Regions from separate parts of the Homo sapiens genome. Here all the other regions are linked to region 1. Evidence: chromatin contacts called from ENCODE Hi-C or POLR2A ChIA-PET data. All regions are on one chromosome and are shown on one strand. The core of a region is the stretch at or near the end of the contact, and the rest is flanking DNA. Distances in the headings are between cores, read along the strand shown. Region 1 holds the start of H2BC11 (H2B clustered histone 11). Region 2 holds the start of ZNF165 (zinc finger protein 165). Region 3 holds the start of BTN2A2 (butyrophilin subfamily 2 member A2). Region 4 overlaps LOC285819 (a long non-coding RNA gene). Region 5 has its middle 12 kb from the start of TRT-AGT4-1.

What was found. A loop is a pair of places that touch in the nucleus more often than their neighbours do. ChIA-PET counts read pairs that join two places held with the same protein, here RNA polymerase II (POLR2A). Pooled maps may share reads with other maps.
Region 2: a map of B cell shows a loop between it and region 1 (4-fold over the local background). The contact joins the promoter of ZNF165 here to the promoter of H2BC11 in region 1. A Hi-C loop is called at or near these places in 2 of 168 maps with a recorded cell type or tissue (B cell and ascending aorta) and 13 of 50 pooled maps. POLR2A ChIA-PET finds 5 or more read pairs at or near these places in 2 of 52 experiments (OCI-LY7 and T-cell).
Region 3: a pooled map shows a loop between it and region 1 (3-fold over the local background). The contact joins the promoter of BTN2A2 here to the promoter of H2BC11 in region 1. A Hi-C loop is called at or near these places in 4 of 50 pooled maps. POLR2A ChIA-PET finds 5 or more read pairs at or near these places in 4 of 52 experiments (IMR-90, OCI-LY7, PC-9 and 1 more).
Region 4: a loop to region 1 is called in a pooled map, with 7 times the contacts of the local background. The contact joins the enhancer-like site here to the promoter of H2BC11 in region 1. A Hi-C loop is called at or near these places in 7 of 50 pooled maps. POLR2A ChIA-PET finds 5 or more read pairs at or near these places in 6 of 52 experiments (activated B cell, activated CD4-positive, alpha-beta T cell, activated CD4-positive, alpha-beta memory T cell and 3 more).
Region 5: a pooled map shows a loop between it and region 1 (3-fold over the local background). The contact joins the enhancer-like site here to the promoter of H2BC11 in region 1. A Hi-C loop is called at or near these places in 2 of 50 pooled maps. POLR2A ChIA-PET finds 5 or more read pairs at or near these places in 6 of 52 experiments (H1, WTC11, activated CD4-positive, alpha-beta T cell and 2 more).

Annotation. Positions count from the first base shown.
Region 1 is chr6:27,130,295-27,135,444 of GRCh38, forward strand. H2BC11 (H2B clustered histone 11) reads right to left here and starts at 2,501. Exons shown (of 1, transcript NM_021058.4): 1 at 2,022-2,501. The coding sequence starts at 2,456. The coding sequence ends at 2,076. It overlaps H2AC11 (H2A clustered histone 11), which reads left to right and starts at 2,749. Exons shown (of 1, transcript NM_021064.5): 1 at 2,749-3,241. The coding sequence starts at 2,778. The coding sequence ends at 3,170. RefSeq lists enhancers at 1,721-1,780, 2,121-2,190, 2,201-2,270, 2,402-2,915, 2,881-3,220 and 1 more.
Region 2 is chr6:28,077,466-28,082,615 of GRCh38, forward strand. It overlaps ZNF165 (zinc finger protein 165), which reads left to right and starts at 3,103. Exons shown (of 4, transcript NM_001376491.1): 1 at 3,103-3,505. RefSeq lists enhancers at 2,559-2,628, 3,429-3,548.
Region 3 is chr6:26,380,911-26,386,060 of GRCh38, forward strand. BTN2A2 (butyrophilin subfamily 2 member A2) reads left to right here and starts at 2,198. Exons shown (of 8, transcript NM_006995.5): 1 at 2,198-2,271; 2 at 2,882-3,005; 3 at 4,105-4,452. The coding sequence starts at 2,912. RefSeq lists a silencer at 2,047-2,136.
Region 4 is chr6:26,471,198-26,476,347 of GRCh38, forward strand. It overlaps LOC285819 (a long non-coding RNA gene), which reads right to left. Exons shown (of 4, transcript NR_038992.1): 3 at 4,955-5,150; 4 at 747-996. It also overlaps a transcript of BTN2A1 not described here. Among named protein-coding and RNA genes, the nearest start is that of BTN2A1, 16 kb to the left of the region's middle. RefSeq lists an enhancer at 2,638-2,687. Within about 2 kb of position 3,039, at least 41 of the 41 ENCODE cell types and tissues checked have a DNase peak (open chromatin) inside an H3K27ac peak, as active enhancers do.
Region 5 is chr6:27,735,764-27,740,913 of GRCh38, forward strand. It overlaps the pseudogene GPR89P. Among named protein-coding and RNA genes, the nearest start is that of TRT-AGT4-1, 12 kb to the left of the region's middle. RefSeq lists enhancers at 1,811-3,010, 2,474-2,593, 2,604-2,943. Within about 2 kb of position 2,713, at least 8 of the 41 ENCODE cell types and tissues checked have a DNase peak (open chromatin) inside an H3K27ac peak, as active enhancers do.

The DNA.
Region 1 (5,150 bases), core at 1,251-3,750:
TATTAAGGGGACACCAGCAAGATGAAAATAACCCATAAGGTGATCATTTGTTTCATTACCCCTTAGGCAGTTTAGTCTTCTGAGTAACAGGAGAATTAGCTGGGTTCTTTTCAACTTAACTTTGTATAGTTTTCGAAAACCTAGCCTTTACAAATTTTCACCTGTGGCTGGACAATATACCCATGAGTCAGTCGCAATCCTCCTTTTCTTACAAACCCTGCTTTTTATTCTGATTTCTATATCCTGTAAGACAAAGAAGCAAGTTATTTAGCTTGGAAATTATCATCTGACTATTTGGATTAATAGAGAGGGTCAGAGGCCCATGTAACATAACAATAATGTCATAAAAGTAATTTAAGTTCTGTTTATTCACAGAATTGATAACAGTTCAGTTATCCTTAGTACGGGATGATTATGGTGAAGGAAAAGAACTTGAGTGTATATTTTCTACATAGAAATATATACAACAAACCAGATAGCAATTCAGAGAGATACATATTTTAGAAACTCTACAGACAGTTTTCAAAGGCTGGACAAGTGTCCGAGAAAAAGCTAAAAAAACAGAAGAAATTTCATAAAGCAGGCAATATTTAACTGGGCTTTGAAAAAAACAGGACTTGAGTCAACAAGGGAAACGTGTGTATTTGATAGTGGATTTAACAAAAATACTAATTGTTTTAGATGTTATTACTGTGCTAAATTTAGATCCATTTTAAATAAACTAGATAGTAACTCAAGTTTATATACAATTACTACCTTTGAAACCAAAACCTAGTCATAGTGGGAGCTTCCAAATGCTTTATAGACCTTGGATTTTTACCTAAGAGACACATGACTGAAGTTACAACCTAGAGCAACATCGTTTGTTGGGTGACTGGTTCTCATTTGTGACAACCTGAATAAGGGGGAACTTGTTTTTCCTCACTTCTTCTAGGCAAAGTCAAAAACAGTATTTAAAATACTAACGAAAGGAGTTTTAAAATTGAAATTGACTTGTTTCAGAAAAGAGTCTGGGATAAATGTCCTCAAGCTTTCTGCCTTCATTACGCCCCGAATTGTCCTGTTTAGGCTTCTAATGCCTTTGCTTATATAGATATACCATAAAGGGAAAATAGTATTCTAATCAGAAATAAAGCATTGATCTTTCTCAGGCTGAAAACTACAGCATTCAAATTCCGTTGTAGCCGGGCTTGATGGCTCATGCCTGTAATCCTAGCACTTTAAGGCTGAGGCTAGTGGATCACCTGAAGTCAGTTCGAGACCAGCCTAGCCAACATGGTGAAACCCCATCTCTACTAAAAATACAAAAATTATCCGGGCATGGTGGCGCATGCCTGTAATCCCAGCTACACGGAAGGGTGAAGCAGGAGAATCGCTGGAACCCGGGAGGCGGAGGCTGCAGTGAGCTGAGATCGCGCCACCGCACTCCAGTCTGGGCGACAGAGGAAGTCTCCTTCTCAAAAAAAAAAAAACTGATTATGTTGCCATAAAGGGTCCCTTTAAAAAAAAAAACGCTCTATCCAACGAAAACTAATTAGAAATAAATCTCCTTCCCGAAAGCGATAAAATACTAAAGAATGAGAAACTGACAGTTTACTGAGTTTGTAAGGAAGGCCAAATAAAGGCGGGGTTTGGATTCCTTTGGCGCACCCAAGCCGACCGTGGACTTCCTGGATACAACAACCAATCAGGATGCAGAGGAAGGGCGGGCGTTGCCCGGGCAAATTCAAACTGACAACCGCTGCAACTTGGCACTGTTCCAAATCACTAACCGACGGGGGACCGACGAGTATTTTAATTGGTTTCTAACGTATTTTAATTGGTTTCGAACTTATAATAGAAAATTTCCCATCTCCTTACTTAACTCTAAGATTAGAATGGCAGATCTAAAAAAAAAAAGTCACTAAGGATTAGTTAAATAACTGCTCTACTTCAGACCAAAAAACACAGTAGCAAGTTACAAGGGTTTGTCAGTGGCCAGCAGAGGAGGAATACAAGCACCAGCTCTTTCTTTGAGAACATGGGTGGCTCTTAAAAGAGCCGTTAGGGTTGAGAGTTTGCAACCAACTCACTGTTTACTTAGCGCTGGTGTACTTGGTGACGGCCTTAGTACCCTCGGACACGGCGTGCTTGGCCAACTCCCCAGGCAGCAGCAGGCGCACGGCCGTCTGGATCTCCCTGGAGGTGATGGTCGAGCGCTTGTTGTAATGCGCCAGGCGGGAAGCCTCACCTGCGATGCGCTCGAAAATGTCGTTCACAAACGAATTCATGATGCCCATGGCCTTGGACGAAATGCCGGTGTCAGGGTGGACCTGCTTCAGAACCTTGTACACATAGATGGAATAGCTCTCCTTGCGGCTGCGCTTGCGCTTCTTGCCGTCTTTCTTCTGCGCCTTAGTCACCGCCTTCTTGGAGCCCTTTTTCGGGGCGGGAGCAGACTTCGCTGGCTCTGGCATAGCACTGTGTAGCTATAAAGCGCCAACGAAAAGGAAAAACAGCGTGAGCAGGGTATGACAAGGCGCTTTTATATAGAATCGCTTATGCAAATAAGGTGAAGAGTTGAAGTCTTGTGTCTGATTGGTAGTTATTCAGGGTAACGTCAGAGGTCAGGTCTGCCCAATCAGGATTCGCAAATCCAGAAGACGCACTACTATTGGTTGAAATTAAACTGCAGCCCTAACCAACAACACGTCTTCTTTTTCGCGCCCAATAGTGTTTATAAAAAGCGCCGCCTTTCCCGTTCACTTTGTGGTTGCTCGTAGTGAGTTGCGCTCGCTATGTCTGGACGTGGCAAGCAGGGAGGCAAAGCCCGCGCTAAGGCCAAGACTCGCTCTTCTAGGGCCGGTCTCCAGTTCCCCGTGGGCCGAGTGCACCGCCTGCTCCGCAAAGGCAACTATGCCGAGCGGGTCGGGGCCGGCGCGCCGGTGTATCTGGCAGCGGTGCTGGAGTACCTGACCGCCGAGATCCTGGAACTGGCGGGCAACGCGGCCCGCGACAACAAGAAGACCCGCATCATCCCGCGTCATCTCCAACTGGCCATCCGCAACGACGAGGAGCTCAACAAGCTGCTGGGCAAAGTCACCATCGCACAGGGCGGTGTCCTGCCCAACATTCAGGCCGTGCTACTGCCCAAAAAGACTGAGAGCCACCACAAGGCGAAGGGCAAGTAACTATCTGTACTAGTTTGTGGCAGCTCAAGTAAAATCGAGTCCAAACCAACGGCTCTTTTCAGGGCCACCCACGTCTTCTCTAAAAGAACTTAACATTTATTCCATGTGAAAGAAAGTGAGACATGGACAAGACTCTAGTCATAAATTACCCATCTTTTTGAAAACAGTGTAGCGAACACCGCAGATTTAAAAGAAAAACTAGAGGGAAGGTGGTCCAGATTTTACCACGCTTAAAAGTTAAGATGTGAACAAATCTCTTAGGCCATTACTTAATTTTAAACTTAATCAGTGTGTGTCCACAGAGCACCAGTGGCTTCGTGAGTTCTTGAAGCACTTTGGCCCAAAAGAGTTATCGCCCGGGCTAGAATTTAGCAGACAGCTGTTCCACGCGGGCCAGGGCGGCATGAAGAAGTCCCGCCGCTACGTGCCCGGCACAGTGGCCCTGCGCGACGTTCGGCGCTACCAGAACTCCGAGCTGCTGATCAGCAAGCTGCCGCTCCTGCGAGAGCTCGGCGGTGACGCCGCTGCACGAGAGCGAGGCTGAAGAACTTTGTGACACAATAGTCCACCTCCCTGCAAAGGCTCTGTCAGAGACTCACATCTTTCCTGATGGATAGCTGTGAAGCATTCTCTTACCCACCCTACTGCATGTTGCAAAGTATTCCTTTAAAATGAAGTGAGTAAAATACTGGGATGACGTTATCTGGAGCCCAAGAAAGATGGCTCATTTGGAAAGGCCTAATATCCCAAGTTGCTTACCTAGAAGAACTTGACAGGATAGTTAATAATAAACCTTAAAACCCATGAAGAAATCTGAGGTAAAGTGTTAGCACACAGACTGTTAAAATGTCTGCCTCACAGATAGGAGGGAAAATATATAGAGGATTATAATATGGTTCAACAAATGTTGATGAGTATTAGAAATGTACATTAGAAATATTAGAAATGTTTATGACTATTAGAAAAGTACAGGGTATTGGGCGTTCCTGACACAAACTGAGGCCTCCTAGCAAGACTGGCAGTTTTCTGTAAAGGAGGGTTATTTACTACGGTAGTGCAAATAACTTTTGGTGTTGTAGCTAAATAAGGAATACTCATGCCAAGATTGCACAATTGTGCCTCCTCCCTCTGTTCACTGAACTCTGATGTAATTTTTTTTTTTTTTTTGAGACGGAGTCTCGCTCTGTCGCCCAGGCTGGAGTGCAGTGGCGCTATCTCGGCTCACTGCAAGCTCCGCCTCCCGGGTTCACGCCATTCTCCTGCCTCAGCCTCCTGAGTAGCTGGGGCTACAGGCGTCTGCCACCATGCCCAGCTACTTTTTTGTATTTTTAGTAGATACGGGGTTTCACCGTGTTAGCCAGGATGGTCTTGATGTCCTGACCTCGTGATCCACCGGCCTCGGCCTCCCAAAGTGCTGGGATTACCGGCGTAAGCCACCACGCCCGGCCCACTCTGAAGTAATCTTAAGAAGACGTTAACTCATTTTTCTTGTGTATTGTAGACACTTTTGGCTGTCTGGTAACATGGAAAATCTCAGAATGATGTTTTAAGTATATAAAATGCCAAACAAAGTTAAATTACAGTTATCAAAGTATTTTTAAAACTTCATAGTGATAAATGAGACTATATAGTTATATTGTTAATATAGTTAACACATTACATGATTTGGTGAGCCTAATTGCTGTTACTAATTAGAGGAGTAAAAATGTTTCACGATAACTCAGCAATTGTAATGAGAAATGAAACATCTAATGTCTTTTGGGTTACAAAGTAACAGGTACTGAGATTTGTGGCCTAAATTCATAATAAAGTGAAATGTTCAAGTTCAGTCAAGGTTAAGTTTTTAAAAATAGATATTTTACTACCCAAACTCACAGACTTCCCCTTCAACACCCTCCAATTGCTGAATTTTTTCCTTAGGGGCATTGTGACATATAAGTACGGACCTCAGGTTAAAAACTCTTGCTCTAAAATTTGGTC
Region 2 (5,150 bases), core at 1,853-4,352, 950 kb after region 1:
GACTCCAGAATCTCTGGCACCATTCCTGTATCCCTCAATGAGTCCATCTGGAGAGGTCAGTGGAGTAGACCTGTTTTTTCTTGGTGGGATTACTTATTGACTATATTTGTGCCTCCAGGAGGTTCTTCTGATACTGTGTAGAAGCTGGAAGCCCTTCAGAGATTTGTCTCCACAGCTTTGAACAACACCAAACATGGTATGGAGGCCTTGAACATTGAAACAGCTGCAGTGAAAAAAGTGGTCTACAAAACCAAATGGCCCTAGAGATGCTGACATCTGTGCAAGGGGGAACCTGTGCCCTTTACAAAAGTGAACATTGTGTGTATATTCTAGACAAAGAAGCTGAAGTTAATCAATCCGTCCTTCACTCACGAAAGCAATTACAGCTTACTGACCACATAGGGTATGCCTGGTGGTCTACACAAAGTCATGTTTTCCAGGATGGGGTCCTTGGTGGAAAGCTCTGCTAGGAAGCCTTTTGGAAAATGTGATTTTAGATTTTGTCAGGTGCACTTGTATTTACTGTTAGTGTAGGTTTTGTTTGCAGTGTTTCATAAAGCCAGGGGAAAGAAATTGCCGATGATCCCACCCTTTCTGACCAGCTCAGGGAACATATAGGAAGAGATGGGCATGTGAGATTGTAAGAGCCAGTCAGGAAAATGGATTGCAGGATCTCTGACTGGAAATCACAGAGCCTTGACTATTCTGTGACTGAAAATCAGAGTGCCTTGACCTCTCTGTGACCTAGCCAGCTGCAGATTTTTTCCCAGCATGCTTGAACCCAAACTTGGGTCTTGAACATTCCCAGGCACTGATAAAGGTATCTAAGTTGTCACTGAAAACAGTGAAAGAAACTAGCTCTGGCCCTGAGCCAAATTCTTTAAACCCTTATATAAACTCCATACCCTGACCCCCTCACTGCAGACATATCTAGGTAGAATGTCCCTTTTCTCTCACCACCCATGGGGAGGATTCCTGCAACACTATGTAAGTTCCCTTAATAAATGCTTTGGACAGATCACCTTGGCACATAGTGCTCCTTTCTTTGGAATCCCAACCAGCCCCAACTAGGACGGTTTTGGGCACTCCCTTGTGTGAACTCCCCTGCCACCACTTTTGGGGGACAAAACAGTACATATCTAATAGAATCATCTTGTTAAAAAGCAAGGGAACAACAAATACAAAATTTGTGATAGTGTTTCCTCGGATGAGAGGTAGTATAGAGAGGGACTAGAAAAAGAGTAGTATTAAATCTAAGTTGTTGTCAATCTACAGTTCTTATAGACTAGGTAATGGATTAAAAAATGTTCACACTTTAAGGCCATGCATGGACCAATGACAGCCAGTGGTTTTAATTAATACCATTTTGAATATCTGAGTTCCACTGGGGTAAGGGGATGAATCAAACAAGGCCTCAGAAGAAAAGTTGTCTGGGAATGCAGGAAGGTTTTGCAGAGGAGATGAAGTTTCAGTTGCAACCCTGCTGCGTGGGCTTCAATTTCACCACCTGAGATTTAAATAGAGGCAGGAGTCACTCAGGCTAGAATGCAGTGGTGCAATCACAGCTCACTATTGCAGCCACCACCTCCTGGGCTCAGGCGATCCTCCCACCTCAGCCTCCCGAGTAGCTGGGAGTACAAGTGCATTCCACAACCCCCGACTAATTTTTTTTTTTTTTAATTTTTGTAGAGACGAGGTCCCAACTATGTTGCCCAGGCTGGTCTCGAACTCCTGAGTTCAATTAATCCTCCTGCCTTTGCCTCCCAAAGCGGGGAATTAGAAAAGTGAGCCAACACGCCCGGCCCACTAGTGTTAAAAAATAAAAACAAAAGCAATAATCTGACAGATAGAGCCAGGGAGGGCTATGAAGAGACACTTCTCAGGCTTGTATGCCTCATAAGAAAACTATCACATATGACTGCAAAACCCATCTTACACCAAAAATACCTCTGCAAGGACATCCGCCCAGCAACTGTTTGTCTAACCTCAGACTGGTGTCATCCTCGTTACCGATCTTTGTAGTCAAGAATAATGATTTCAAAACAATTAAATAATCCTCCCCATTCTTCCTTTAAAAACCTTTGTCTTCCTTTACCTCCCTGAATAGAAACATAGTTTACTCTGGCACGTCTATTCTTATTGCAATTTCCTATTCCCGAATAAACTTTTTTTTTTTTTTTTGAGATGGATCCTTGCTCTGTCGCCCAGGCTGGAGTGCAGTGGCGTGATCTCAGCTCACTGCAACCTTCACCTCCTGGGTTCAAGCGATTCTTCTGTCTTAGCCTCCCAAGTAGCTGGGACTACAGGCGCCCACCACCACACCCAGCTAATTTTTATATTTTTAGTACAGACGGGGTTTCACCATGTTGGCCAGGCTGGCCTTGAACTCCTTGTTAAATACAGTGAGTTCTAAATTTCTCTTCAAAGAATCAGTATGTCAGTATGTTCAATTCTTTGTTCTCCATTTTAAACTTTAACTTCCTCATTTTCCTCGTCTCCTTGCCTCTAGTTTCAGTAAACAACCTTTTCCACCAGTTCTAATCAGTAGTTCACATCTGTTCCCCTGGTGACCTGCTCCGTCCTGAGTCACCCCTGGTCACCTGCTCTGACCTGAGTCACCTTTAGTCACCTGTTCCGTAACCGTCCTTCCCACTGAAACTGCTCACCCTACCACTCCGGCTCATACCCCTGCTCTCTTTAAAATAGCCAATCGGAATTAACTTAGACTGTGCGGTCCAACCCTAGCCAGTAGGGGAACGACACAGCACTAGGGACTACCTGCGTCAGGGATAAGAACCCCTTCCCCTCCCTTGTTCAGGTGTGCTCTCGCCATTGCTCCATCCGTGAGACGCACCCTTCTATAGAAGTAAATTGCTTTGCTGAGAAAATGTGTGCTCGAGTGTGTATCTTTTTCTTCTTCTTCTTTTTCTGAGACTGAGTCTCACTCTGTCACCCAAGCTGGAGTGCAGTGGCGCGGTCTCGGCTCACTGCAAGCTCCGCCTCCCGGGTTCAAGCGATTCTCCTGCCTCAGCCTCCCGAGCACCTGGAACTACAGGCGCGTGCCACCACGCCCGGCAATTTTTTTTTTTTTTTTTTTTTTTGTATTTTTAGTAGACACAGGGTGTCACCGCGTAAACCAGGATAGTCTCGATCTCCTGACCTCGTGATCCGCCCGTCTCGGCCTCCCAAAGTGCTGGGACTGCAGGCGTGAGCCACCGCGCCCGGCCAACGTCATTTTCTTTTCAGGAGTCCCTTCTGTTATTTAGCAAGACACACTACTACAATGGAGAAAAAAGATGCCCCCTCCTTCAAGCCCTGAGATCTTCAGGACTTTGGCGAAAAGTCTGCGCCCGAAGAGACCCAGGAAGGATTCTTGGAATTGTAGTCCAAAGGCATCCCGCCTTCTGCGCAGACTCACAAGTCCCTGTGGACGGAATTCTTGAAGTGTAGCGCCGCTCAGTCCTTCCACCGGAAGTGTCCGATCGGAATCAGCCCTGTCCGAGAGGTGAGTCCGGGTTTGGGGATCCAGATGTCCAGCCCCGTGTCCCCCTCCAAACATCCAGTCCCTCTCATATTGCCTTTGAAATTAGCAGCCTCTGGGTGACCAGACCTTGGCCCTCAGAGGAATCCCGGAGAAAGGTAGAACCAGCTTCGGCGTTGGGAACGCAGGCGCGCTTACGCATTTAGTGAGGGTTTGGCGGTCTCCATAGTTACCGCCGCCGCGCGTGACGTCATAGTGGAGCGCTGAGGGCTTGGTGGCGTGGGGTGGGGGCTGTCCTACTGATCCTGAATTTGGGGTCACTGGTAAGAGGAGTTGCCCATTCCAGCCAGGTGGAACGGGGAGGGGTGCCACATGTCTCAGATCTGCCATTGTCTGCGAAAAGAAACTGCTGCGAGGACCATCCCCAATCCCCTGCTTCCCTTGGGAAGAGTAACCGCCGTTTTGTAGGACACTTGGGGACAACCCCGCTTGTCCTGAAATTTATTGACACGGTAAATAGTATTTCCTGTGTGCCGAGGATGCAGTTAAACCAACACTGACCCCCTGCCCTTGAGAAACACAAGGTACTATGGGAGCCTTTACCAGCATGCCCCTTGAAGTCTCTGTTCTGCTTTGTGGTCTCTACCGGATTTCCCCTGACTGTCTCCCTCTCCACCAACAAAACTCTCACCCGTCTTCCCCTCCCGCAACATGCCCACCAAGACATGTTCATCCATCAGGAGCCCTGCTCTTTAACCTCCAACTTTCTCATCATAATTAATTACTCGTTCCTCTCTGTTCTCCTAGCGTTTCTTCACACATCTGCTTACCCATTTTTGTAAGTCCTCCTAACACAATATTATAAGGCACTAGATGCTCAATCAATATTTATTAGTTTAAAGCTACCAGCTTTAGGGGGACTCGGTTTTAAATAGATGAGAAGTGATAAAACACCTGGAGATAGTACTGTCAGCTGAGATAACATGTCATAGAACCAGCTGCTCAGCATAATTGAAATTTCATTCGGATTATATGGGCCTACTTTACACCCATCTTACTATGGTAAATGAGATCATGCTCATTAAGCATTAGGACACTACTTGGTTAGCGCATCTAGGAAACATAACCAGAAATATCAAAGAAATGGCCCAGTAAAATATAAGGGATTGAGACTCTCTGGTTAATATACCATGGAACTAACCCCCCTTTTTTTTCTTTATCATTGATAAATTTTGTTCTTACTTATACTCAAATTGTTTGTTTTCCAAGGTTCAGTCTGAACCTAGTGATATTTATTTCATACTCTTGGAGAATTAATACTGTTACATATCTTCAACTACCCTTTTCATGAATCTTGTCTGCCAAGACAAGCTCGGTCATGGAGACCCTAACCCAGTGGCGCTAGAGGAATTAAAGACACACACAGAAATATAGAGTGTGGAGTGGGAAATGAGGGGTCTCACAGCCTTCAGAGCTGAGAGCCTTGAACAGAGATTTACCCACTTATTTATTGACAGCAAGCCAGTGATAAGATTTACTGAAAGTATTCCTTACGGGAAATAAAGGGATGGGCCGAAATAAAGGGATGGGCTCTGGCTAGTTATCTGCAGCATGAACATGTCCTTAAGGCACAGATCGCTCATGCTATTGTTTTCTGCCCTGGGTGGGC
Region 3 (5,150 bases), core at 948-3,447, 750 kb before region 1:
CCACTCAACCCAGGATCCAATTTTAATTATAATCCAGAAATATCAGGTGATGAGTGAGGCTTCTGTATGAGAATGGGACAGTTCAAGTGTCAATTCAATAGTAAAAACACTTCTTAGGCCTTTCTTTATCTTATTCTCATCAAAGAGCTTTCTCTGCAGAAGGGACCTACTGGTTCATCCTTCCTGGTCCTTGATCTTCTGATCTAGAGTGGCTTAATAGTGCTGCCACCTCTCTCTCGAACTCTGGTGCCGAATGATTCCAGGAACTGGGCCATCCTGTGGTGGGAATGACCTTACCCTGAGCATGTCACTCATGCATTGAACAACAGCTGAGAGCAGAGCTTAGAGTTGGGCCTTGTAAGGAGAGAAGAATCACATCCTGCAGAAGTCTGTCCTGAGGAACAGGTACTCCAGTCACAGCAAAGACACAGTTGATACCTGGATAACAATAATAGAAGACAGGACATGGGAACAGCAAAAGATATGGGTGTTAGAAGAGGCCGAGAGCACTTCAGGCAGGAGCATTCAGAGTTGTTCTTGGAGGAAGTAGGCACGAAGGCTGGGCAGGATTTCAAGGGGCAAAGATGGAGCAAGCAATTCAAGTGAAAGGCATGGCATGGGAAAGGGAGCGCTGGCCACAGGGAGTGCAACGTTGTGATGCAAGGCCACTGTGGAGCCATTGCTAGTGTATTAACTGCAAAGTTTTGAATTGAATCAGAAGGGAATTGGAGGCCTCTAGACTAAGCATTTATTTGTGTATATTTTATTATTTATTTATTTATTTTGAGGCAGGGTCTCACTTTGTCACCCAGGCTGGAGTGCAGTGGCATGATCTCAGCTCACCCTAACCTCCACCTCCCAGGTTCAAGCCATTCTCCTGCCTCAGCCTCCTGAGTAGCTGGGATTACAGGCATGTGCCACCACACCCAGCTAATTTTTTTTTTTTTTTTTTTTTTGGTAGAGACGGGGTTTCATCATGTTGGCCATGCTGGTCTTGAACTCCTGACTTCAAGTGATCTGCCTGCCTCCTCCTCCCAAAGTGTTGGGATTACAGGTGTGAGCCACTGCACCAGTTCCAGACTAAGTATTTAGACATTTGAGGGGATTATTGACAACTGGGCCTTGGGAAGATTATTCTGGAAGATATCTATACAATGACAAGATTGGATTCTGTGGGGGAGGGATTATGTTCATGGGGAGGAGGTTATGTGTGCTGGTGTGTGTGTGTGGTCCTTGGACTTAACCCCACCACCTACTGGCAGAAGGTCAAGGTCAACTGAAAGTCTTTGCTCACTTCCATCTTCTGCCTCCACCAGAATACCACCTCCCCGTGGGAAAGGGTTTTTAATCCTCACTCAGTATTCTCAGCACGTCTTATCCAATAGCTTTGGAGTGAACAACAAGACCTTCATAACAGCCACTGCAACTGCTGTCACCTTTCCTTTGCTACCCCTCCCACTCCAGCCATGCCTGCTTCCCCCAAGGCCTCCCGCGCACCAGGCCCAACCTTCAAAGCCAGCAACATGAACAAGAGTCCTCTGGCTTTGGAAAGACGGCGGCTTATGTTTTCCTCCTCATGTTTCCTCCCCAGCAAAATCACTCTACATAGAGAGCCCTCTCCTCGTCTACACCAGCAAAGCCACTGACACCTTGGGGATCTCAAGGCTTTGTAAAAGAACGGAAGGAAAGAAAGAAAGAGAGAGAGAGAGAAGGAAAGAAAGAAAGAAAGAAAGAAAGAAAGAAAGAAAGAAAGAAAGAAAGAAAGAAAGAAAGAAAGAGAAAGAAAGAAAGGAAGGAGAAGAGAAGGAAGAGAAAGAGAGAAAGGAAGAGAGAGGAAGGAAGGAAGGAAGAAAAAAGAAAGAAAGCGAGAAAGAAAGAAAGAATAAAGTGAGAGAGAGACATATGAAAGAAAGAAAGAAAGAAAAAGAGAATGAGAAAGGAAAGAAGGAAGCAAGGAAGGAAGGAAGAAAGGAAGGAAGAAAGGAAAATAAAGGAAAAAAGTCTTGCTTCCAAAGACAGAAAAAGGAAATAGAAATACCTAATAATCCCAAAAGGTTATTTGCTGCTTGAGATTTTTGGGGGGTTTTTGTGTGTGTATTCTACCTAGTAACAGCTGAGAAATAAGGCTCGAGACACCATTGGTTGGTTCAGCCTCACTCGGCCAATCCTGGGCTCTAAACTGCTCAGTGGAAATCTTGGGACTTTTTGGACACCCAGAGAACAGGTCCCAGATACCGAGTCCGCAACTCCAAACATCGCGATTAATAGGAGGTGAACACAGCTTTTCTCTTCTCTTTGGGATGCTTTGTTGTCTGGTGGTGACTGTGCCCATGGGTGAGTTGTATCGGAAAATCGTCATGTGAGGATCAGAGGGGAAAAGAAAACAGAGGTTAGTTCTAGAAGGTAGGAAAGGGAGAGGAGGCGCTACAGCTCCGGGGTGGGGGCGGTAGCTGGGGGCGGTAGGTGCGGGGAGCGGGATCTGCTCTGGAGAGGAGAGGGGGACCTGGGAGACAGGAAGCCTACTGGTGGGGAGGCGCAGCCTCGCCTGGCTTTACCTCGAGTGTCCCGACCTGGGTCTCGGGGAGGGGGAAGTGGAGGGACGAGGGTGTGAAAGAATCCAGGGACAACTGAAGAAACCGGACTGTGGCCCGAGAAGTGGGAAGAGGAAGGAGGAAAACGGCCCCCTTGATCTCTGCATTGATGGCTTACTTATGGAATGTTTACGGAATCCCTCTTTCGGAGATACCTGAGCCTTGAGATGCAAGCGACTCCCAGAAGTTGGGGCACCGATGAGACCTACTTGAGTGACAGGAGAGGTTGGGCCCGACCAGCACTGAGGTGCCAAGACTCCTAGGCTGATTCTCCTCCTCTGTAACCCTAGGCCTCTGGTCTCTGCCTGCCCTGGGTGCTCATGGAACCAGCTGCTGCTCTGCACTTCTCCCTGCCAGCCTCCCTCCTCCTCCTCCTGCTCCTCCTCCTTCTCAGCCTGTGTGCACTGGTCTCAGGTAGGGATGTGTGTCACTTGCTGCTGTCACCTCTCAGAAAGGAACATCAACCCTGTAGTCTGCAAAGGGAAAGAAGGAAGAACTGTGGGGTTGTTGACTTATCCTTTCATTCTGAACATGTTCACTGAATTTATACCAGCACTGTCCAAAAGAAACACAGTGAAGCACAAAGGTCAAGTGCATATACAAGTGCAAATCTTCAAAAAGATTTTTTTAACTTTTTATTTATTTGTTTATTTATTTAAGAGAGAGTATATTGCTCTGTTGCCAGGCCGGAATGAAGCAGATGGAGAATGAGATCATAACTCACTGTAACCTGAAACTCCTGGGCTCAAGGGATCCTCCCATCTCAGCCTCCCAAGTAGCTGAGAGTACAAGCAAGGGCCACCACACTCGACTAAGTTTTATTTTTTGTAGAGACAGGGTCTCACTATTTTGCCCAGGCTGGTCTCAAACTCCTAGCTGTTAAGGATCCTCCCACTTTGGCCTCCCAAATATCTGCAATTACAGGCGCAAGACCCTGTGCCTATTCTACTTTTTATTTTAAAAGGTAAAAACATACTTGAAATAAATTTTAATAATGTATTTTGTTTCATATAAATAATCACATATCAATATTTAAATGCTTAGTTAATAGAACTATTACCAATGAGATATTTGACATTTTGAAATTTTAAATCTTTATAATCTGTGTGTGTTTTACACTTAGAGTTCATTTTTATTGGAACTGTTAAATAGCTAGTGGATAGATACCCTAATGGACAGTTCAAGTTTACACTACACTCAGGCACAGTGCTAGATTGCAAAATGGAGGAAAATCTCAGGGGCACAGGGTGCCCAGGGCGGGCTCCCCAATGTTTCCTTCGTGAAGCAGGAGCAGCCTCAATAGTTACTGCTCCCAGGGGTTGGTGCTGCCGACCAGCCACAGCTACTGGTCCCCAGAAGGGTTCTCAGCCCAAGAACCCCTGTAGCCTTGGAATATCTGCTTCCTTTCATCCCTGGAGTTTTTTTTGTTTGTTTGTTTTTGTTTTTTGTTTTTTGTTTTGCCTTAGAGTTGTGATAACTGGCATCCTTGTCTGATTCTGCCCTTGTTGAACAGCCCAGTTTACTGTCGTGGGGCCAGCTAATCCCATCCTGGCCATGGTGGGAGAAAACACTACATTACGCTGCCATCTGTCACCCGAGAAAAATGCTGAGGACATGGAGGTGCGGTGGTTCCGGTCTCAGTTCTCCCCCGCAGTGTTTGTGTATAAGGGTGGGAGAGAGAGAACAGAGGAGCAGATGGAGGAGTACCGGGGAAGAATCACCTTTGTGAGCAAAGACATCAACAGGGGCAGCGTGGCCCTGGTCATACATAACGTCACAGCCCAGGAGAATGGGATCTACCGCTGTTACTTCCAAGAAGGCAGGTCCTACGATGAGGCCATCCTACGCCTCGTGGTGGCAGGTGCATCACTTCATTTTGCTTTATTACTTTTGCACAGTGTGACTTTTGGGGAAAGTTTCTCCCTTAACCTCAGGCCCATTGCAGACCAACGGATTTCTATCTGGCGTCCCCTTTCCACAGAGAAAGTGGCTTCCTCTTGCACAAAGGCCACATGAGTGGGTTTGCCCTGCTAAGCTATAGGTTTCACTTCTTTTTTTTTTTTTTTCAAGACAGAGTCTTGCTATGTTGCCCAGGCTGGAGTGCAGTGGTGCGATCTTGGCTCACTGCAACCTCTGCCTCCTGGGTTCAAGCTATTCTCCTGCCTCAGCCTCCTGAGTAGCTGAGATTACAGGCATACACCACCATGCCCGGCTAATTTTTGCATTTTTTTAGTAGAGACGGGGTTTCACCATGTTGGCAGGCTGGTCTCAAACTCCTGACCTTGTGATCCACCTGCCTCAGTCTCCCAAAGTGCTAGGATTACAGGCGTGCGCCACCACGCCCAGCCTGGGCTTCACTTCTTCAGAAGCACACGCATTCCTCAGCTGAGGCCATGAGCAGGGGAAAATAGTTAATCCCGGAAAAGAAAGTCTTATGCCTGCCTTGGCACTGAACTGTGCACGTCTGAGAGTGAAAGGAGACACTGTCAAAAATTGTCCCGGGGCAATCAGAATCAATAAGAACTGCCCAGAGAACTATGACATGAAATCTTATTTTTC
Region 4 (5,150 bases), core at 1,789-4,288, 660 kb before region 1:
AGGGTTGTTTATGTGCATGTTTTAGTCTGCCCAGACAGCTATGACAAATATACCAAGACTGAGTCGTTTATAAACAACCAAAATTTTTTTTCTTGCACTCTGGGGGCTGGGAAATGTAAGACCAAGGCACCAGCAGTTTGGTAACTGGTAAGAGCCTGCATCCTTGTTCACAGCCTTTTAAATGTGTCCTCATATGGCAAAGGAGAAAAGTAGATCTTTGGTTTTTGTCCCAAGAAACTGGAAAGATGGGCCGGGCACGGTGGCTCACGCCCGTCATCCCAGCACTTTGGGAGGCCAAGGCAGGTGGATCACTTAAGGTGAGGAGTTCGTGAACAGCCTGGCCAACATGGTAAAACCCTGTCTGTACTAAAACCCAGAAGGTGGAGGTTGCAGTGCACCACTGCACTCTAGCCTGAGTGGCAGAGTGAGACTCTCAAAAAAGAAAAGAGAGAGAAGGAAGGAAGGAAAGGAAGGAAGGAAGGAAGGAAGGAAAAGTAACTGGAAAGATGAAGTTGTTAATTTCTGAGATGGGGAAACGGAGAGACAAGGAGCAAGACGGGAGTGGTACAGAACCAAAGGTTCAGTTGTGGATACATTAAGGTTGAGGAGTCTATATTAGAGATGCACATGGAGATGCAGAGTAGTCCATTGAATAACCAAGAGTCCAGGTGAGACCTCAAGGCTGGAGATAGAGATTCCATACTCAACTTTCCTATATGTTTGAAGAGTTTCATGATACACTGTAGTGGGTAGAGGGAAGAATTGTATTTTGTTATTAATAACAGTCCTGAATATCATTGGCTTTGACAAAATGAGGACTTCTTTTCATGTCAATAAATATGGATGGTGGCCATCAAGGGCTGATCTGAGAGCTTGAAATGTCATACATGCCCCAGCTTAGTTCTGTCTTTATTTTCTTCTGTCTTAGCATGTGGCTTGCATCTTCAATGTTGCCTCATGGTCACAAAAGGGCTGCCCAGCTCCAAAGTCCATATTCTAGATAAGAGGAAGTAGAAAGTAAGGGGAGTGTAAGGGTCTACCAGCTGTTTTAGCCTCCCCTTAAATAATCTGTCTGATAAACTTCCACCCTCAAGCAATTGGCTCAAACTTAGTCCCTTGGCTTCCCCTGTCTACAAATGAGATGGACACCTTGCAATAAGAAAATGGGATTTTATTACTGAGAAAAGTAGATCTGTTATTGAACAAGCAGCCAGCCAACTCTACCACAGAGCCTAAATTCAAACTGTTGTAGTATCATTTTCTACCAGCCAAGGTTTCAGCTAAGTCCTAGGAGTTTTAATTACTTTAAGGGTCTGTTTTATAACATAAACAAATGATAGGCCTTTATATTTTATTTGTGACCCAACTAAAGTTGCAAGTGCTAGTGATACAGGATTTTTATTTGTCACTTTGCAAGCAGGGGACCTCTGGCCAGCAACACCCCACCCAAGCCTCGCTTGGCTAAACTGGCATGCCCCAGCTCACCTGTGTTATAGCTTATACCCACGTTCAGCAGTTCCTGAGCTCTTGTACCATGCCCAAGAAGAATGAGGATACACTAGACGTTGAAGGGTGAGGAGGGCTGAGAAGAATTTTATCAAGCGACTGAACAGCTCTCAGCAGAGAGGGGATGCTGGCACCCCTACCTGAAGGCAGGAAAGCTCCCCCTGTGTGGCTGGGTCCAGGCCTGTTTTATGGACTCAGAATGGGAAGTGTGTGCTGAATGGTTTGTGAGTATGCAAAAAAGGTTAAAGTGAAGACACCACTCAAAGATGGCCACAACAGTGTAAAAAAACAATTAGGAAAGTGTGGGTATATGGAAAGTAGTTGAAGGGTGGGGACCAATCAGAGGAAAGTGCACCAAACAGGAAGACAAGTTCTCAACAAGTTCTCAATTTGGGCTGAGGATTTACCTTGTAGTTTGGCTTTCAGGCTTTAAACTGTCTTCAGCTTGGAGGTGGGGTATCACTGGGGACCCATTGCTACCTGCCTAGGCATCTGACTGCCTCCTGTCTGCTATCACTAGGTCCCAAGGTTTGTAGCAAGGACCCCTTACAAAGACATCCCCCACAGTCTACCCAAAGGTTAACCTTAGAACATATTTCATTGTCAGAGTGAGAAACAAATACACATGAAAATACAGTATGGCACAAATAAGGAGCAAGAGGTGAAGAAAGCTTCAGTCACACCCAAAATAATTTTGTGAAAAATATAAAATATGCAGTTATAGACAGCACTAACTCTGGATACCAGAAAATTCTATAATTCGGTAATGGATCTGAGACCTGAATTTTGGAGGTACTAAAATAGATGCAATAGATCTAGTTTTCATTATGTTCATACTTTCATTTGGCTCTGTGGTAAAAGATGATAATATCCAAAACAAAAGATGATAATATCCTCCATGTAACAATTACATGCAAGGGGATGTCTGCAAACTGCCACAGTATCATTTTAATTAATACCTATCTTCTCTTCTTAAAATCTTTTCATTTTTCCACTCAGTTCTCCTGATATTTCTGTTATGATATAAAAGACAGCTGAATGTGAAGAAACACTGATTGTACACGTAACACACACATTAATGATTCAAATATGTAAACACAGAGAGCTGCAAACACTTTGAGAGGTAGGGCTGAAACTTTTCGTCAATGTGTACAATTCAATATCGTTTCAGTTTTCATTCTAACCGTCCCCAGTGGCTTCTGCCCAGCAACTGATGAGAAATGGTACCTCTGAGCCAATCAAAACACGAATTCCTACAAAGAGGATTCTCTTAGTGTTTCTCGGACCGAGTGTACAGCACATGCTTTCTTTTCCTTTATTCTGGATCAGAGAATCTTAACTAAAGCAGAAATAATTGTGTTAAATTAAACTAAATTTGGTATGAGATATGTATACATTTAGCCTGAGGGATGGCTCTTGAGCCCTTAAATAATGAACTGCAACCTAACTTAGTATGTAAACTAACTGAAAGCTTAAGGCATGGGAGTATACTTTTGTAACAAATAGCTGAGTCTCAGCCAATCCCAGTAGCCGAACTTCAGTCGGCGGCAGTCAACCCTGCAGCCAAGTGATCAGACTATGTTCAAATAAGGCCAACTCTGAGCTGTAACCAATTAAGCTGTTTCTGTGTGTCACTTCCCTTGTGGAATGGAGCTCACTGAACCTCTCTGATGGCTGCCCGATCGTTCTGATGGTTTGCAAATTGTTCTTTGTTCAAATTAAACCCTGCTAAATTTAATTTGTCTAAAGTTTTTATTAACAACAGAAAACTATTGATTACCTTTTTTTGTGGGCTATGATTTTCAGATAGGAATATTAAGGAGTAAGTGGGGAAAATTGCTTAGAGCCAGGGCTACAAGGCCTGGAAGAAAAGGGACTGAAAAGCTGAGAGGGGAACTGGCACAGAGAAAGGGGTGAGGATGGAGAGGGTAGAATGCAAAGAGTAAGGACCTGAAGAGGCTGAGATTTGGCTGAAGAGGGACAACCTGAATAGAGAAACCTTCCAACTGCATGTTCTTAGGAACTAATTACAGTCAGAAAGGAGCAAAGACTCCTTTTTTTTTTTTTTGTCAGAGTCTCACTGTTGCCCAGGCTGGAGTGCAGTGACACAATCTCGGCTCACTGCAGCATCCACCTTCCCAGCCAAGCAATTCTCTGGCCTCAGCCTCCGGAGTAGCTGGGAATACAGGCATACGCCACCACACCTGGCAAATTTTTTGTATTTTTAATAGAGACGGGGTTTCACCATGTTGGCCAGGCTGGCCGGCCAGGCTGGTACTGAACTCCTGACCTCAAGTGATCCACCCACCTTGGCCTCCCAAAGTGCTGTGATTACAGGCATGAGCCACTGCCCCCAGCCAGGAGACGAAAAGACTCCTAAAATATCTCCTGGTTATGTTTAGGAACATATTCCAAAAGGTTCTAAAAAGAGATGTGCCTTAAAGATTCATATGTATATTGTAAATTTTCAACTCCATATTTTCTAGATGTCCCCAACATCCCCACAACAGCCCGTCAACACCCTGCCCAGGTGACCAAGTACACCAGTGCAACAGGGCTGGTTCCTGCCTGCTTGCCCTTGCTTAACTGTGACCTAGTGACCTCCTCCCATCTTTTGATCTTTATTCCTCTAGTTCACTTCCTTTGTCACTATCTCTCCACCCACACCTACTTGCCTTAATCACCTTAACAGCAAAGGCTGAATTATTGTAAACAAAAGGAGTCTGTCTTTTTAGTGCATGGGTCCCCAAGTATGTATATATGAATATGCAATGAACCCCAGGATACTAAGCTTCACTTAAGGATTTTTTCCTACAAGGACTCAGCTGTCACATTTGGGGGCATTTTGTTTTGTTTTGTGAATGTTTAACCAAGCTAATGGAGGAACTATTGGTACAATGAACTCAAAAAATGTACAGGATCAGCAGGGCATAGTGGCTCACGCCTGTAATTTCAGCACTTTGAGAGGCTGAGTTGGGAGGATCACTTGAGCCCAAAAGTTCAAGATCAGACTGGGAAACATAGTGAGACTTCATCTCTAAAAAATTAAAATAAAATAAAATAAATACAAGGAAAAAAGAAAAATGTACTGGATTGAGGGGAAAAATTTATGATGCAAACAGAAGAGCATTTATGATTGAAGTGAGAGAAGGATAATGGGGGAGGATGGTGAAAGAACATCAATCTAAATTTATATTTAAATTTACATGAATCCAGTGCAGGCAGCATCTCAGGGGAGGGAGGAGTCTATTTTTCTGTTGATTTCCTGGGCTAAATTCCTGACTGACTCATTGCTGAAAGTAAATAACATATTATTATAGTTGAAAGATTTTTTTTTAGTGTAGTGATTTCAAACTGTGCTCATTTATATGCAACCCATGAACGCCTCCCTTCTCCTATGTCTCCTTTTGAGTTGTAGGGCCAGTTTGAAGCTTTATATATCATTTACCAAACTTAGGGTGGTGAGTGGGTGCTGATGGCAGCCTGGTTTGAAAATCTCCACTGGAGAGAAGACACAGCAGGATTCAGATGCAAATGACCAGAGCACTCCAAGTTGGAAAGAACTGCTGAGCGGGTCTGTAGAGCCCATCGCTCTCTCCTGTCTATTCATCAGCTAGGCTGAAGCTCCTGACAGACTCACACCA
Region 5 (5,150 bases), core at 1,463-3,962, 610 kb after region 1:
TTTTTTTGTTTGTTTGTTTTTCACGAAAGGGTGTGGGATTTTGTCAAATGCTTTTTCTGTATCAATGGAGATGATTATGTAATTTTTTTCCATTCTGTTAATGTGGTATATATTACATTGACTGATATTTGTATGTTGAATTATCCTCACATTCCAGGAATAAATCTTACTTTTTCGTAGTGTATAATCTTCTTAACATATTGCTAACCAGGCATGGTGGCTCATGCCTGTAATCCCAGCACTTTGGGAGGCCAAAGCAGAGGATTGCCTGAGCTCAGGAGTTCACGACCAGCCTGGGCAACACAGTGAAACCCCGTCTCTACTAAAATACAAAAAATTAGCTGGGTGTGGCGGCGTGTGCCTTTAGTCCCAGCTACTCGGGAGGCCGAGGCAGGAGAATTGCTTGAATCTGGGAGGTGGAGGTTGTAGTAAGCTGAGCTCACGCCACTACACTCCAGCCTGGTTGGTAGAGCAAGACTCCATCTCAAAAAACAAAAACAAAAACAAACCCAAAACATATTGCTAACTTTAGTTTGCTAGTAATTTGTGGATACATTTTTGTATCGTACTGCTTCAGTATCCTTACTAGTTATAGGTCTATTCACATTTTTTATTTCTTTTTAATTAAATTTTAATAGATTGTTTCTAGGAGCTTATCCACTTCATCTAGGTTATCCAATTTGCTGGCATACAATTCTTCACAATATTCTTTTATAATCCTTTTGATTTCTGTAAATTCGTAATGTTTCTTCTTTTCCTTCCTTCCTTCCTTTCTTTCCTTCTTTCCTTTTCTTCCTGTTTATTCTTTTCATTACAATCTCTGATTTTCATGACAGTCAATCTCAAGGGAAAGCTATGACCACCTCCATGTGAACCTGAAAATGGATATCCTATGTGTTTGGCCCAGCTACCATAGACATCTCTTGCCCCAGAGTTCCGGTGTATTTTTCCCTCTTAGTTTTTCGGTTCCTCTCCGCCATTGCACCAGCCTCAGGTCCACATAGGATGCTCTCTGCTGAGTATTGCCTTGAGTTACTGCTCTCTCTCATGTTCTAGCTGATGCTACTCGTGATCACAGTATCACCTGAGTAGGAAAGAGGATGCTAGAGGTAAAAAATGCTACCACAGCATTTTGTTTGTTTATAAAATGTTAGACCCTGGTCCCCTCCATTTTTTTCCCCTTTCATATCTAAATTTTGAGACCACTGGCCTCTAACAGTCTGTAGTAGCCCTAAGTTCAAGGTGTCATATGCTTCTCTGGTGCCTGTTAGTGAGCCAAATAGAGAAACACTATGCTAGAGAGACTGCTGACCAGGAAGATCACATCAAACCAATGGTAACAGAAATTGAACTGCAGTTCTCCAAGGACTTCGGTAATTATGGTGCATATTCTAGAGGCATACTCATTCAGATTAGAAGCGCAGAGGAGACAAAGTACATGCCCATTATCTGTGCTAATAGCAGGACATTGACACTGGAGGACTTACTGCTAGAGATGGCATAAAAGAACGTGGTATGAGCAATCCTCTGATGGATGTGGCGATGATTATTCCAACAAGAATGGAGGAAATGTGTTGGGACCAAAATTTCACATCACACTGGATTCCCAGATAATTCACAGTGATCTCAACGCCTCTTGTGACAGGATCCATTTTCCCAACTCGATCAAAAGCAATGTTGATGGTGCCATGAAAATTTTTCAAACACAGTAAATAGAGAAAAAGTAACCCAGAAAATTGAAATATTTCCTTTTGAAGGTTTTGGAGTATTCTGTTCTCTCCTTGGTAGCGTACAGATCAGCTGTTTTCAGAAAAAGCTGCCTGCTTAGTTCTTCCAAAGCATCCACTTCCTGTTGAGTAAGTGGTAATACTTTCTATCATTCCCCAGAATCCTGATGGTTTGTTATGCACCTCCCCTTTCTGGAACATCGTTCTCTGTGCCATTGCCATCCTTTTCTTTGTGGTTATGATCATATCCATGGTTTGGAGCAGTCGCTGTTCCAGGGCTAGAATATCTGTGTCAGTCACATTCCTGAGGAAATAAGACATCAAAGTGTATGTGCAGTAGACGGCACCAAATCCAGAAAGGAGGGCCATGAGAGTAACTCCAATCACACCAACCCAGCTGATGAGCTGTTCTATGGATAAGATCCCATGTTTTGGGCTGAGAATGGGAAAGGAATCTCCTAGTTTCCAGAAAAAACAGATAAAGGTCAACCACAAGAGACAGGAAAAAAGCAGTCGTTGTTTATGCACTAAGACAGAGGAGACAAAAGTAGTCGGATGTTGCTCACAATAAAATAGCCAGTTTAAAAACGCACCATGAAAACCAGAATCAGCAGAATTACACCTAGGTTCAATTTCCAGTAAAAATAACGACAGCTGCTACTCAATACTCCAAAGATTTCAAAGATGATGAGCTCAAACATAGTGCAAGAAAATGCAAACGTCACAGAGAAGATCACCTGTACAACATACTGACGCACCTCATAGTTCTTAAACAATTGGCACATGAAGAAAAGCCACCCAAATTAAAAAAAAATAGTATCTGGGAGGTAATCACGATGCTGGAATCAATCAGGAAGCCTATGGTGAAGTGTAGGGAGGGCTCCTGCCTCCATTTCCCACTTCCAAGGCCGCGGCACGCTGGGGCCACCGGCCTCTCACACAGGCGGCCTTCGCCCAGGTGCAGCCGTAGGGACTGCGGCTCGTCAGCCTGACGCCATCAAGCTGCGCCCCAGCCAGCCAGTCAATGGCTGTGTCCAGAGCTTCCCGCCTCGGGCTCAGCGTAGGTGGAGCGGACGCCTCCACTTTCATTTCTGATTTTAGTCTTCTGCGTCTCCTCTCTTGTTTATTTGTTTGTTTGTTTTTTGAGACAGAGTCTCACTCTATTGCCCAGACTTCGGTGGTGCCATTTCGGCTCACTGCAACCTCCGCCTCCTGGGTTCAGACGATTCTCCTGCCTCAGTCTCCTGAGTAGCTGGGATTACAGGCGCCGCCACAACGCTAGGCTAACTTTTGTATTTTTAGTAGAGACGGGGCTCTCGCCATGTTGGCCAGGCTGGTCTCGAACTCCTGACCTCAGGTGATCTGCCCACTTCGGCCTCCGAAAGTGCTACAGTTACAGGCATGAGCCACCGCGCCCGGCCCGCTCTTCTTTTTTCTTGGTTCATTTAGCTAAATGTTTGTCAATTTTGGTGAACTTTTCAAAGAACCAACTTTTGGTTTCATTGATTTTCTATATTGTTTCCAGCCTGTCCTTTCCGATGGCTTGCCTTTTCTGACAGCCTGCCCTATGGATTTAGCAATTACTAGCCAGGTTCACAGTTGCATAAGCCAATTCCTTAAAAAAAAATCAACCTCTCACATATAAATATTCATCTGGATGATTCTCCACAAACCGAATAAACCCCGCCTACCAGCATGCAGCTCAAGAGCACCCTAAGTTCCTTTCCAATCACTATGCGGAGGGAACCACTATTGCGACTCGCCCCACACCCACCGGCGAGAAGGCAGGGTCTTGCTTTGTAGTCCAGGCTGGAGGGCAGGGCGTAATCAGCTCACTTGAACTCCTGGGCTAAAGTGATCCTCCCTCCTCAGCATAAGCGACTAAAGGCTGGCTAATTTTTAAATTTTTTTTTGTAGAGACGGTGTCTTAATTATGTTGCCAGGGCTAGCTTCTAACTCCTGGCTCAAGTGATCCATCCGCTTCAACCAACTAAAGTGCTGGGATTGCAGGCGTGAGACACTGCGCACCGGATCACTGAAGCTGGACTGTATAGACATAGCTCCTTTTTTTTTTTTTTTTTTTTTTTTTTTTGAGACAGAGTTTCCCTCTTTGTTGCCCAGGTTGGAGTGCAGTGGCGCGATCACGGCTCACTGCTGCCTCCGCCTCCCGGGCTCAAGCGATTCTCCTGTCTCAGCCTCCGGAGTAGCTGGGATTACAGGCGCCTGCCACCACGCCCGGCTAATGTTTGTATTTGTAGCAGAGATGGGGTTTCACCATCTTGGCCAGGCTGGTCTTGAACTCCTGACTGCGTGATCCACCCGCCTCGGACTTCCAAAGTGCTGGGATTACAGGCGTGAGCCACCGCACCCGGCCTGAGACCTGGGAATTTTAGGAGAATCATTGGGTTGAACAAAAATTAGACACAGGCTGGGTGCGGTGGCTCATGCTGTAATCCCAGCACTTGGGAGGCTGAGGCAGGAGAATCGCTTGAACCCGGGAGGTGGAGGTTGCAGTGAGCCGAGATTGTGCCATTGCACTCCAGCCTAGGGGACAAGAGCCAGACTCCGTCTCAAAATAAAATAAAATAAAATAAAAAATAAAATAAAATAAAATAAAATAAGAAAATAAAAAAATAAAATAATATTCCCAGGTCTCACTTAATAGGCTGTCCAAAGCCAGTCTTGGACGCCATTAGGGAGACTCCTACCCTTTTTGCCTTACCTTTCTTTCACGTCAAAGTAATTCTGTGAATCATTGTTCTCTCGCTTTTCAAGTGGAGTCTCCTTCCTAGTTGGAGAATAGTAGCTCCTTGTCACTACTGCAGACACCCTTAGGGAGGACACCTGTGGTTTCCTGCCTTGCTTATTAGATGTCTACAATTTTTTCTTGGATTATTTTTTGAATAAATAACTTGGCTTCATTCACCATTCCAGATACTATTATTGCCACTTTACTATATGCTTACAGTATGTGTTAAATTATTTAATTTTATTAATTGAAAACAGTTTTTTGAGACAAGGTCTCGCTAGGTTACCCAGGCTGGTCTCGAACTCCTAGGCTCAAGCTACACTCCTATCTCAGACTCCCAAGTAGCTAGAATTATAGGTACATGCCACCCTGCCTGGCTTAATTTTTATGATAAGTAACACATTCACTTGGTTCAAACATCTTGAGTACAGAAAAAAAAATGCAGCTAATATCACCTTCCTCTTTCTCATCCACCCAGTTCCCAGCTTTTTAATTTAATTAATTTATTTTTCTTACGTGCTATCATGTCAAAGTACAGTTCCTAGCATTTTAAACAGGCTACCATTGTCATGAATTTCCTGCTATCTTTCCAGAGATTTTTAAAAGTGCAAATACAGTCTAATACAAATACATATTCTCTTCCACCCTGGCCCAGTCTGTATATTTAAAAGAGC